Linked DNA regions of Mus musculus: regions 1 and 3 are each linked to region 2. The links are chromatin contacts, found by Hi-C or POLR2A ChIA-PET in ENCODE. All regions are on one chromosome and are shown on one strand. The core of a region is the stretch at or near the end of the contact, and the rest is flanking DNA. Distances in the headings are between cores, read along the strand shown.

Region 1 (4,451 bases), core at 1,310-3,809, 48 kb after region 2:
CACCAGGAACCCCCTGCCCTGGATCCCCAGTGTAGCTACAGACGCTCCTCCCTTTGCTCTGTTCCTGTCCCTGGTCCACTACCTGGGCTCAGCAGTTATCAGAGAGTGACATCTGAAAAGAATTTGTGGACACTGCAAGCCTTCACATCTCCCTGCTCCAAACCCTGGAGCTGTGTCTTTAGAGAGCATGACTTACCAAGTCCAGGTTCCCCCTTCCCCACTCACAGGGTCTGGGCCTTGAACATGGGTCCTTGTCCCCAATCCCAAGAGGAGGCTTAGACTTTTGGGGGTGGGGAGGATATACTTGTCTGACCTACATTTTGGGAAGACACCCCCCCAAATCCTGCAGGGATAGTTCGGTCTGTAAAGACCGCCTAGCCTCGCCCATTCCATCTCCCCAGCCCCTCCTCTCTAACGATCAGCTTTAAGGGGTTTTCCTGCCTTCCTTCAGTGACCTTCAGTGCCTTGATCTCTAACTAGTGCCCTTTCCCCTCATCCCCCATTTGACTTCAAAACTGCAGCCCAATCAACTTGAACTCCAGTTGTGCTGTGGATGTTTCTAGAAAGAGACAACCAGGAAGAGTCTGGGAGGAGTTTGCAACATGCAGGTTGAACTGGTTATCAGAGTTCAATTCAAAACAAAAAGGAGGGGGGCAGGTTAAAGGTTACAGGGGTGGGTGTGGGGTCAATGAGACAGTTTAGAGGTAAAAATCACTATGAGTTTGAGGCACATTTTGGGCCAGCCTGGGCTAACTAGTGAGTCCCTATCTCAAAACAACAGCAATAAAAAGTTACAGTGGCCATCCATTCTGCAACACTGGCCCAACTGCTTGCTTTTTTTTTTTTTTTTTTTTTTTTTTTGATTTTTCGAGACAGGGTTTCTCTGTATAGCCTTGGCTGTCCTGGAACTCACTTTGTAGACCAGGCTGGCCTCGAACTCAGAAATCCACCTGCCTCTGCCTTCCGAGTGCTGGGATTAAAGGCGTGCACCACCACGCCCGGCGAGAAGCAATCTTAAATCAGTAAAGCTAACTAATTGGGGTGAACATGTTCTGAGATGGAGATGTGGCTCAGTCATGGAGTGTTTGCTTGGCAGCTGTGAGGCCCTGGGTTCCGGTTCCTAGGCTCCATCCTCAGGACTGCTCAAAATAAATAAATGAAAGTCTCAGAGCCACTATACCAGAAACTGCACAGGAGTGTAAGGGCAAGATTCAGCCCAGTCCTCAGGGATCCAGCTTACCGAAATAGTCAGCAGTTGAGAAAAAACCAACCATTCTAGACTCTCTCGTCTGAGCTAGCTTCTTTTGTCCTGTCTTGAGTTATATATAGTCTTTTTTTTTTTTTTTTTTTTTTTTTTTTTCCGAGACAGGGTTTCTCTGTATAGCCCTGGCTGTCCTGGAACTCACTTTGTAGACCAGGCTGGCCTCGAACTCAGAAATCCGCCTGCCTCTGCCTCCCGAGTGCTGGGATTAAAGGAGTGTGCCACCATCCCCGGTTTAGCTATATATAGTCTTTACCTAGAAGGGAACAATGGAGTCTGGAAGAGAATAGTTCCTGTCAGGGTAAATGGCCAATAGAATGTGGCTAAGGGGCTTGAGGACAAAACCTGCTCAGGGCTGTCTATCTGGGCATTGCGGTGAGATGTCTCCTTAGTTAAGAGAACATATTGCTCTTTCTTGGGACCCAGTTCCCACCACACACATCAGGTGTCTCACAGCCTCCTGTCACCAGCCCCGAGGATCTGATGACCTCTGGCCTTCTTAGGTGAGCGTGCACACACACACACACACACACACACACACACACACACACACACACACGGTGCACATAAATTCATGCAAGCACACACACATACACACAAAAAATTAAAAACTAACAGATCTTTAAAGAAATAAAGAGCCAAGAGGGCCACATCGTCCTCCGCTGTTAAGAAGAGTCCTCCGCGCTGCCTGGTGGTTGTCATTACTGTGTCACAGATAAAGATGCCACACATTTCAAGTTCCATTGACAGAAAAGCTAGATAGGTCTTAAGAACATTTAGCAGTTCCTAGACGGGAAAATGACACAGGAATTGGAGTTGGACTTCCCTCTGGGCACCCAGCACTTATTGGCTACGGACTTTGTCAAACAGTTTTGTCTCTCTGTTCCTCCGTTTCTCCACCTGGCAAGTGGAGAAGGTGACATACATGAAGCCAGGGCACGGTAGTTATCTGGAAGTGTTTCAGAATAATAGAAAGCTGTCCCTTTCTGCATGTGAAGAGTTGAGGATGGACTTAACTTGAAAATAAAAGTTAACATCATTTTTTCCGTTAGGGTAACATGACCACTTCCTTCTGCCTTGGACATGGGCCTTGGCCCTTTGATTTAGTGGGCTGAGAAAGGCGTTCCTCACGCAGGCTTTCCAGAACTGGGACGCCCGAGTATGCTTGAATACAGACTGTAGATTCTAGATTTTTAAATAGAGTAAGGGCGGGGAGACCCACCTACTCGTCCATGTCCGACTCGGGCATGCTGGGACTTGCAGGCTGGCTGTCCGTCCTGTGACGCCAGGGCCGCTGGGAAATGTAGTCCTTAATCTGCCCTGGAACGGAGGTGTCCTGCAGGCCCACCGGTGACAGCTCGGGAGGTAGGCTGCAATGACAAGGATCTGAAATAAGTGCAGAGTGGGAGGGGGCTTGCAAGCTGGTTGCTGGGGCCCTTGTCCTGTGGGTGCCAGAATGGACACTCCTAACCTGCTGCTGATGCAACGGGGCCTGTTGGGTGGGGTGAGGGGCAAGGAGCAACGGGACACCCACAGGCTCCGAGGAAAGAGCAGCGGGGCTGGGTTATTTCTCCAGAATAAGACCCTCCTAGCTGAGACTGAGGCGAAGGCTGTCTCCCTACCCCTATTTGGACACACCACCAACCTTTCCCAGAGAAGAGCCAGATGGACCACAACTGCTCCCTGAAGAGGGCATCAGAGCTGTACCCAGAAGCAAGGAGACCAGAGAGCATACTGAACTCCACTGGGAACATCTGGGGCGACACCGAGCAAGGGGCAAAGGGGTAGAAACCCATTTTCTGGAAACGTTGAGAGACCCATTGTAGGAAAGACGGGGAAGGCCAGAAGGAGAAGAGAGATGACCAGGCTCTCTCTTTTCCCTCCACAAAGGCCCCTTTCTTCATCCCCACAGCCCCCCGAAGCAGCTCTAATACGGAATGGGAGGTTCCCACCTGCCCTACCCCAGGGTTTGACAGCTCAGCATGGACCAGTCTGTGGCAATCCAGGAGACCCTGGTTGAGGGGGAATACTGCGTCATCATATCCTTCCCAGTTGTAGGTTGCCATCCAGATCGTGCCTGCTTCAGCCTTGGGAGGTGGGATGGAGGGTGTGGAAAAATTTCTCTCGAAGCCATATGGGAAAAGGTAAACCAATATTTACCAAGTATTCACTTGGCTCTGGTCTCTCTACCAGGTGCTTTACATAGGTAGCTATTTTCTCAACCAGCTGCAAAGTTGGAGACTATTATACCCATTTTGCAGATGAGGAAAACTCAGAGAGGTGAAGTCGTTTGCCAGTGGGAGAGGGAAAGGCAGCGTGGTGGAGTGGGCCGGATGGGGAGTTTCGCCCTTTGGCTTTCAGTTTCCCTTCACTCTGAGCAGCAGGCAGTCCAAGGTGTGCTGTGTAAGGGAGATAGCCGGCAGAGCCGCCTGCTCGGGCTGGTGAGGTACCGGCTGGAAAATGACGCCCAGGAGCATGCGTAAGTAGGGCTCAGACTGCCTGTGTGGGCCATGGGTGGTTCTTCAGTATCCTCCAGCTGGACTTCAGTCATTCTGTCTGAGTCTCCTAGACTAATTAACACAATGATAGTGTTCTGGAACACCGTGTTCTAAGCCTTTAATAATCAGCAAGATGTGATGTGGAAGCTTTTAGAGGAGAGGCAGTTATATCAAACTTGGCCAGATTTTGAGTTTGTGTGAGTGCCCGAGTTTAAATCCGGATGCTGCAATCCTATGCAAATTGTTCTTCATAGCTCCATTTACCCAGAGTAAAGTACAGAGGGTTGAACTGGGAACGAGCGAGCACATGCACCAGGAAGCTGAGGCAGGACTGTCACAAATTCCAGGCCATCCTGGGCTACATTCTAAGCACAGCCTAGGCTACAGAGTGAGACCCTACCTCAAAAAGGGAAGGGATGGGGTTGAAGAGATGGTTGGAATGTGTACTGCTCTTGCATCACTGGACACTGTGCATGGAAAGGGCCTGAGCCATGCGTATGGCTAGGGCACTGCCAGCTAAGCACTAGGGACCCACAGGTGACCACAAGCACTCTAAGCTGGGCCTTCCACTCATTTCTGCCCTTAGTCTCTTCCTGTATACACACCGGAGGATGGCCATCACAGGAGACGATGTATCTCTGGACCAGATAGTGCCACTCTCAAAAGATTTTATGCTGGAAGAAGGTGCCAGT
Region 2 (4,038 bases), core at 538-3,037:
CCAAGCAGTGGTCCATGGGAGTGTTTATAGAGGTCGCAAAGGGAAAGATGAAACGTTGTAATGAAGCTATAATCTCAAAAAATAAAGAAGAAAAAAAAATAGTCCACTCTTTCCTTCCCCTTAGTGAATGAGTCCTGAGGGTCTGACTCAGGCTGCCAGGCTGTGCGGCAAGCACATCTGCTAGCTGCACCACTTTCCCAGCCTGTTTTGTTTTGTTGAGATCCTGTCTCATGGAGCCCAGAACATCCTAAAATCTGATGCGTTCCCTGAACTATTGATCCTCTTGCCTTTAAAAAGAAAAGAAAAATAATAATAAAAAATATTTGTTTGAGGAGTAAAAAGACGGCTTAACAGTTAAACACAGATTCTCCTCTTCCAGATCCCAGCACCCACGTCAGGATGTCGGACAAATCACAACCCTGGCCCAGGATGTGCTCCCACAAACACCCGCTCACACACTCACACTCAGTAATCTTTTAATTTAAAAAATGTTAGTGTGGCCGGGCAGTGGTGGCGGCGCACACCTTTAATCCCAGCACTTGGGAGGCAGAGACAGGCGGATTTCTGAGTTCGAGGCCAGCCTGGTCTACAAAGTGAGTTCCAGGACAGCCAGGGCTATACAGAGAAACCCTGTCTCGAAAAACCAAAAAAAAAAAAAAAAAAGTTAGTGTGTGTGTGAGAGAGAGAGAGATAAAGAATATGAATGAATGTGAGTGCAGGGCCTATGGAGGCCAGAGGGGGTGGTGGAATTCCTAGAGTGGAGTTAAAGCTATTTGTGAACCCACAATGTGAGTGCTAGGATTTGAACTCTGAGAGAGCAGCCGAGTACTCTTAACGGCTAAGCCCTCTCTCCAAGGCTTGTTAAAAGCTTGTTTGAACCAGTTATGATGTAATTTCTGAGAATGGCAAAGTGGATAAAGTGATTCTGCATACATCTTTATTTGTATTGCATATCCAAACCCTAACACATTCTCCTGAGTAAATCCACACCTATTTATTCTAACTAAATTAAGTGGGGGAACTCCCCACTTCCCTCCTTTTTTTCTTCTTACCAAGGACTACGCCTACTGCCCTTACTTGCTAGGCAAGCAGTTCACCATTGAGGCCTATGTCTAGAATTTTTTTAGATTTTTGAGTCAGGTCTAAGTGACCCAGACAGGCCCCGATTTTGGGATCCTTCTGCCTTGGCCTCTTGGGTAGATGCCATTATAGACCTGGGCTATGAGGTCCAGCAAAGTTTGTAAATGGTCAAGACATTCTCCAGAAGGGATAAGGAAAGTGCCACGATTTTAGGGGGAAGCATATGACAGATCTACACGAACCGCAAATCCCATGCCAAAAGTTGGGCCCAGTTTAGGAACACCCGGGCATGCGTCGGTTGTGAGGCGCCTACTGTCGCTGGTCACTCGGTTACATTCCTTTGACTTTGGTCTCAAGTTCCCAGGGAAAGGCCTCTAGCACACCCTGCCTCACTCAATTACCCACTGACCCTCTACCGTAGAGAATGACAATCCTCCTACCCTGTCCCTGGGTCTCCCCGACAAGGCACGCTGGGGTCAGGCCCCATGTGTTGGGTATTGACTGAAGGCAGATGCGCTGTCCCGTATCCGGATGCAGGGACAGCGAGGGGGCGGGGGCCACTGCAGGCGCCCCTGAGGCTTGCGAGGGCCTACCTGGCTTCGTTCTCGGTGTTCCCGCTGCCGGGTCTTGGCTGCCTTGCGAAAAGCCGCCGACATGCCTACTGAGGTCTAGGAAATGCTCAGCAAACTCCACCACCACGACAGCACTACCCACCCCGCCGCGTCCGCCAAGACACCGGAAGCAGGCCCAAGACGCGGCTTGCAATGCAGCCTATCAGAAGCCTGCTTTACCGGAAATACAGCCCCTCTCAAGCGGCCTGAATCGGAGGGTTCTGGGAGATGTAGTTTCCAAAGCTAGAGTCTTGGGATTCTTTCACAGCTCTCGGTTCGCAGAGAACGTCCACTGGTCCAGAGACCTAGACTTCGCTCCAGGCCGCACGTTGGCATCTGGGAACACATGGCTGGCACTGCTCTCTGGCTACGCTCGGCTTGCGTGTGCGCATGTGCTGTCACCTGAGACTTGGTGTGGGTTAAGATTCTAAGTAGAACTAGAACGTGGCTCACACCTTTAACCCCAGCTCTCTGGAGGTAGAAGCTGGCAATTTTCTGTAAGTTCAAGGCTAACCTGGTCTTACATAGTGATTGCCAGGCCAGCCAGGGCTACATAGTAAAATAAATCGCAGTCTAAAAACAAAACAAAAACAAACAAACCAAAAACTAGAAATAATGTGAATCTTACAGTATACTAGAAAGAGTACTTTAAAACCATATTTGGCTCCTCAGCTGACTTCTGGCTGCGTGGCTCTGAGCTGATTGCTTGACTTTAAAGAGCATCATTTTTCTCACCCATAAAACGAACATAATAATAGCAGACTGGTCTTGCTCATAGGAGTATCAAGGGCTCTGAGTGGCAGAACTGTATCTATAAGCAGAGTAGAAAAGAATCATCTAATAGCAATAAAGTTCCGAGTCCTTCACAGCCATCAAAGTTGTGCGTCTAGCTGGCCGACTTAACATAAGGTAGTTAATGTGATGGATAGAGAGCCGCGAACTGTGGAGGGAGTGTTCTGGTGCCAGCTCTGCTCTTAACCAAGGAAAGTTAGTTTTGCTGAGGCTTGGTATCCACATCTAGTTGTAAAATAATAAAATAATACTATACCCTCAGGATTTTGAGGTTTAAAAGACATATGTTTTCAGTGCTTAATGTTGGGTTTACTTGTTAGCAGGTTCACAATAAAATTGATTTGTTTCTGTTTTTGTTTTGTTTTGTTTTGTTAGTTTGTTTTATTGGGGTTGACTTAGTCTGATTAGGTTTGATGTTTTGAGGCAGTGTCTAGCTATGTAGGCCTGGCTGCACTGACACTCATAGATCAAGCTGGCCTCAGATTCACAGTGATCTCTTGCGTCTGCAAAGAGCTGGGATTACAAGTGTGTGACAGTGTGCCCAGCCATCCTGTTATTTTTGTCACCACTAAAGCTACCTTTAAGTAGCACAAGAGAGAGTTGGACCCAGCCAAGCATCACAGCAATGTTTGGGTTTGTTTGTGCTCTCCCCCCCCCCATGCCTGCCACCCTCCACCCCCACCCCCACCCCACCCCCGTATGTTTTCATCTGTTGGCATTTGGAATCTTTTCCACTATGGGAGACTAATCTTCAGCCAGCTCCTTGTTGTTTTTGTTTTATTGAGACAGGATGTCACAATGTAGTCCTAGCTGTCCTAGAAGTCACAATGTAGACCAGGCTGGCCTCGAATTCACAGACATCCACTTGCCAAGTGCTGGGATTAAAGACATGTACCACGACACAGGCTTCCAGACTCTTTAATTGCATCCATTTTACCTGACCCTGGTAAAGTCTCTCCTACTGAAGAACACATGGAAGCCCTCTTCAGAGAGTCCAGGGGACAAGTGGATATGAAAAAGGTCACAGTACAAAAAGTCTCTTTCCTGCCTCTACACTTGATCTTTTTTTGCCCAGTTAGGTCCACATGTGTGAGGGAAAACTCTGTTTGGTTTGTCATCCTTGGAAACAAGCTACTTCATCATCTAGTCTGGTACTACCTTCCTAGCCACATCTCAAGAAGCTTAGCTATCTGATAGAATGACCGGATGGTAGCTGTATCCACTCCTGCCTTGTCCCCTGAAGAAGTATTAGTGACCAGCTGCATCTGGGGAAGCCATCGTTGTACCCTGGAGGTGGGGGACTCTAGAGATAACCCTAGATTGGCATTGTACAACTACCACCTATTAGCTTGGCATTAGGGCCACATCGTAAACATCTTTGTAAACCAGTTCGTATGTTTTTTTTTTTCAAGACTAAAAAAATGGGTGATAACGACCACACACGGGACACACACAGCTTTTAGCCATGTGCGCTCTCTGCTTCCCTGCCATGCTCCGCCTGTCACTCATTTTTTCCCTCTGTTACACCCTCGTGGGCTTGAGAGCACAAAGAACG
Region 3 (4,569 bases), core at 1,734-4,233, 36 kb before region 2:
GGACTCAACCCATCTCACTGTAGACTCTACAATGTAGAGGGTCTAAAATTTCCAATGCAAAGTTAAGAATTTTACCTTTCCTAGTTCATGCTGCTGCTGATCCCTGGGGCAGCATCTACTATGTACAGGAAGGACACTTAAATGACATTCTTCATCACATCCTCAGAGCAATCCTAAGATCCAGGCATCACTGTCTCCTCTGTAAGATGGAGAAACCTCAGCTCCGAGAAGCAAGTGATTCACACAGTCTGCTTGCCTATAGGGGCCTTAGGCTGGGGACCAAGATGCTGAGTAACAACCTAAGAGCTTAGGTACTGCTTTCCTGAGGGTAACTCTCCTCCGCTCAGCACGGACCAGGGAACACAGCTTCCAGGCAGTCCTGACCTGCTCACAAGCATGGCCAGAGATAAGACTGTAGGCCATCTTTACCCTGAAGGCCAAAACTGCCACTTCTTGCAAACTACAGCAATGGGGGTGGGGGGGAGCAGACCGGCATGAGTAAGACTAGCCCTGCTGCATCCTATGAGGATGATGTCATTAGCTCCTCCAGGAGTTAAGGCACAAGCCAAATGATGGACAGAACAGCACCATGCCTCACTGTTCTTTGAGTGGTAACCTCAAATCTGTACAGCGTAACCTGTCTGCTGCTGTCCAGACATTTCCCATCTTCCAGCAGGATCAGGGTAGATGTATAGACTCTCAGACTGTCAAACTTGGAAGAGGAAAAAAAGTAAATTGGTCCAAACCGCACAGCCCACTGAGGAAAGTTAGTTGCCCACCTAGCAAACTGCAACAACAGAAAAGCGCAAATAAAAGCCCTTTGTGTGGGGAGGGGGGCACTCCCTCTATCTCATACCATTCCCTGTTCACCTTAGGGAGACAGGGATACAATGTAAGCCATGGTCAGTCCCAATTTACAAAAAGGAAAACCAAATTTAGAGTACTTTAACTGAAAAACAAGAGGAAGTTCCAGTTTGAGCCCAATCTTCAGAGTAATACAGGCCTGGTTAGGACTGGCATGAGAGACTGAGAGACTTCCGCTGTAAGAATTCAAGCCTTGGTCCTACACTTAGGGCTGGGAGAAAGCTTAGCCAGGTTCATGGACCAAGAGAACTTGGGCTGCCTCAGGGTGACTGCTTCCTGGGCCAAGATCCAGGAAAACCCAGCATCCCTACCTGGGTTCAGATACAGGAACCCATCATAACTCCAGCAGGTAGAAAATGCCTGTTCAGGACTATGGCAAATAGTCAGACAACCCTGGCCTCTTCTTCCATTAGCAGGTGCTTAACTTGGGACATTCAGGGCTCAGAGGACAGGGTAACTCTTGTCACTGTCAACTCTGTCGCAGCCACTCTTAGATGATCTCCACAGCAGCTGCCTTTAGAGCCCTTGTCTGTCTCTGTCTCTCTCTCTCTCTCTCTCTCTCTCTCTCTCTCTCTCTCTCTCTCTCTCTCGTCTTCAAATACATAGGCTTCATTCTACAGTCCTGAGTAGATTCCTGTCCAGTGAGGTCCTAGCTAGGTCCCCAGCTCGGCACCCAGAAATCTTTGAATCACTTTGAAGCAGAAGAAGGTCTAGCAGTGTACAGAAGCCCAGCAGAGGAATAGGCAGAAGTACGGAGGCATGCAGACTGAGGAAGCACACACCAGCTCCAACTGAGGCCCCCTCCACTCAGGATCCTTAGGAGAGACACAAAACAAGGACAGGGATGAAGAAGTTGGCCGCATCCCACTGTCCACTTCTCCAACAAGGACACCTCGAACTCAATTCCCTATCAGACAAGTCCGAGTTGACTCCACGGGAGGCTAGACAGCTGCCAGCTGCCAGCTGCCAGCCTGCACATTGGATTTCCGAGGTGCCCAACTGTCCTTCCCTAAGTCAGTCCACAAATCCTATTCTGCAAGTTTCCGGGCGGCATAACCCCAGCACAACCAGCGCTGCCGACAGACCACCGGTTCCAGCTGGGAGGAAAACAACACGAAAAGGCTACAGCAGCGCAGGACAGGGCCCAGTGTCCATTCCCCACCCACTGGTGGCGCTTTCTCTGGAACCAGTCTCCACCCCGAGGTTCTCTCATTCCAGAACCCTGGAGCCCAACTGGTTCCTGGAGCTTGCATCTCCGCGTACAGGCTCAGCGGCTCACTGTCCTGGCTCAGCACTGCCCACGCGGTACTCACCTGGCCTCGGTGCCCAGGGAAAGGAAGGCGAGCCGGCGAGAGGCGTGAAGCCCAAGCCGATCCGAATCTGTCCGTGCCTGCTGCACTTTCAGGACTGCAGAGGTCCAGCTAGTTGTGGCGCTGAGTCTAGAGGGAGTAGAGGGAAAACCAAGACCTTGGGAGAACGCGATGCGACCTGGCAGCCGCAGGAGGCGAGGCCCCGGAGGTTAGCAGCCGCGCGGTACCGAGCCGGGAAGCCACGCAGCTTCGCTCTCGCTGCAGCCCAGACTCGCGGGATCCTGGCCCGCAGGCAGAGGCGCAGCGCAGGGAAGAGTGCGGGGCTGAGTCTCTGCTCGGAACCCGAGCGCCTCCCGGAGCCCGCAATCCCCCGCCCGCCCCAGTGGGATGCAGGCGGAAATTGAGCTTGTGTGGAACGTGGGGACCGACCGGGCTCCGAGTCTCCCGCGCTGCGGTGAGAGCGGGGCCCACGCAGCCGGGACCGGAGGGGGTGCGGTCCCAGTGCCACCCCCGCGCCACTCCCCACGTGGCGGCCGCGCCCCCGGGGCGTGAATGTGTACGCGGGCGGTGGTGGTGGGGGTCATGAATGAAGCCCCAGCGGCCAATCAGCACTGCCGGCGCGCGGGACCCCGGGAGCGAGACCCAATAGCGAGCTCCGGGTTGCAGGCCCCGGCGGCGGGCGGGCACGGGGGGAGGAGGCCGGGGCCGGGAGGCGGGAGGCGGCTCCGCGGGCAGCCAATGGGCGGCGGGCGGGGTGGGGCTCCGGAGCGCCCAGCGGGTCCGGGCTTTAAGCCGGCGGAGCGCGGCGGCGGGGCCCGCAGACGGAGCGAGGCGGCGGCGGCGGCGGGGCGGCGCAGGGCGCGGGGCGGCATGGCCACCACCGCGCAGTATCTGCCGCGGGGCCCCGGCGGCGGAGCTGGGGGCACAGGGCCGCTCATGCATCCCGATGCCGCCGCGGCGGCGGCAGCGGCGGCCGAGCGGCTGCACGCGGGGGCCGCGTACCGCGAAGTGCAGAAGCTGATGCACCACGAGTGGCTGGGCGCGGGCGCGGGCCACCCCGTGGGCCTAGCGCACCCTCAATGGCTACCCACGGGAGGAGGCGGCGGCGGCGACTGGGCGGGCGGCCCGCACCTGGAACACGGCAAGGCAGGCGGTGGCGGTACCGGCCGAGCTGACGACGGCGGCGGTGGCGGCGGTTTCCACGCCCGCCTGGTGCACCAAGGGGCGGCCCACGCGGGCGCGGCATGGGCACAAGGCGGCACAGCGCACCACTTGGGCCCCGCCATGTCGCCGTCGCCCGGGGCCGGCGGGGGTCACCAGCCCCAGCCGCTCGGGCTGTACGCTCAGGCGGCCTACCCCGGTGGCGGCGGCGGCGGCCTGGCCGGGATGCTGGCGGCGGGAGGCGGCGGCGCGGGACCCGGCCTGCACCACGCACTGCACGAGGACGGCCACGAGGCACAGCTGGAGCCGTCGCCACCACCGCACCTGGGCGCACACGGACACGCACACGGACATGCACACGCGGGCGGCCTGCACGCGGCGGCGGCGCACCTGCACCCGGGCGCGGGCGGTGGTGGCTCGTCGGTGGGCGAGCACTCGGACGAGGATGCTCCCAGCTCCGACGACCTGGAGCAGTTCGCCAAGCAGTTCAAGCAACGACGCATCAAGCTGGGCTTCACCCAGGCCGACGTGGGACTGGCGCTGGGCACCCTCTACGGTAACGTGTTCTCGCAGACCACCATCTGCCGTTTCGAGGCCCTGCAGCTGAGCTTCAAGAACATGTGCAAGCTCAAGCCGCTGCTCAACAAGTGGCTGGAGGAGACCGACTCGTCCAGCGGCAGCCCCACCAACCTGGACAAGATCGCGGCGCAGGGCCGCAAGCGCAAGAAGCGCACGTCCATCGAGGTGGGTGTCAAAGGCGCGCTCGAGAGCCACTTTCTCAAGTGTCCCAAGCCGTCTGCGCACGAGATCACCGGCCTGGCCGACAGCCTGCAACTGGAGAAGGAGGTGGTGCGTGTCTGGTTCTGCAACCGGCGGCAGAAGGAGAAGCGCATGACCCCCGCGGCCGGCGCGGGCCACCCGCCCATGGACGACGTTTATGCGCCTGGGGAGCTGGGGCCTGGCGGGGGCAGCGCGTCGCCACCTTCTGCGCCCCCGCCACCCCCGCCGGCCGCGCTGCACCACCACCACCACCACACACTGCCCGGCTCTGTGCAGTGACCCTGCGGACTGGGTTCCCCGCCGGCGCAGCGGTGCCTCCGGCGCGCAGTTAGCGCGCGCGGCCTGGACTCTTTTTGTTGTTTATTCGGTTTTGCTTTGGATTTTACAAAAAGGAAAAAAAAAAAAAAAAAAAAAAGCTCAGAAACTTTTAAACAAAACCAAACACCCGGGACCG

Evidence for each region. A loop is a pair of places that touch in the nucleus more often than their neighbours do. ChIA-PET counts read pairs that join two places held with the same protein, here RNA polymerase II (POLR2A).
Region 1: a loop to region 2 is called in a map of heart, with 5 times the contacts of the local background. The contact joins the promoter of Inpp5b here to the promoter of Utp11 in region 2. A Hi-C loop is called at or near these places in 3 of 37 maps with a recorded cell type or tissue (T-helper 17 cell, heart and regulatory T cell). POLR2A ChIA-PET finds 5 or more read pairs at or near these places in 3 of 5 experiments (Patski and embryonic stem cell).
Region 3: POLR2A ChIA-PET joins it to region 2 with 10 read pairs in Patski. The contact joins the promoter of Pou3f1 here to the promoter of Utp11 in region 2. POLR2A ChIA-PET finds 5 or more read pairs at or near these places in 3 of 5 experiments (Patski and embryonic stem cell).

Annotation. Positions count from the first base shown.
Region 1 is chr4:124,739,291-124,743,741 of GRCm38, forward strand. It overlaps Inpp5b (inositol polyphosphate-5-phosphatase B), which reads left to right and starts at 2,560. Exons shown (of 24, transcript NM_008385.4): 1 at 2,560-2,626; 2 at 3,174-3,300; 3 at 3,646-3,740; 4 at 4,346-4,443. The coding sequence starts at 3,244. It overlaps Gm12915 (predicted gene 12915), which reads right to left. Exons shown (of 4, transcript NR_151694.1): 3 at 2,484-2,631. Gm32117 (a long non-coding RNA gene) reads left to right here. Exons shown (of 2, transcript XR_376640.4): 2 at 1-815.
Region 2 is chr4:124,691,767-124,695,804 of GRCm38, forward strand. Utp11 (UTP11 small subunit processome component) reads right to left here and starts at 1,788. Exons shown (of 8, transcript NM_026031.3): 1 at 1,674-1,788. The coding sequence starts at 1,736.
Region 3 is chr4:124,654,663-124,659,231 of GRCm38, forward strand. It overlaps Pou3f1 (POU domain, class 3, transcription factor 1), which reads left to right and starts at 2,984. Exons shown (of 1, transcript NM_011141.2): 1 at 2,984-4,569. The coding sequence starts at 3,045. The coding sequence ends at 4,394. It overlaps Gm2164 (predicted gene 2164), which reads right to left and starts at 2,825. Exons shown (of 11, transcript NR_168006.1): 1 at 2,178-2,825.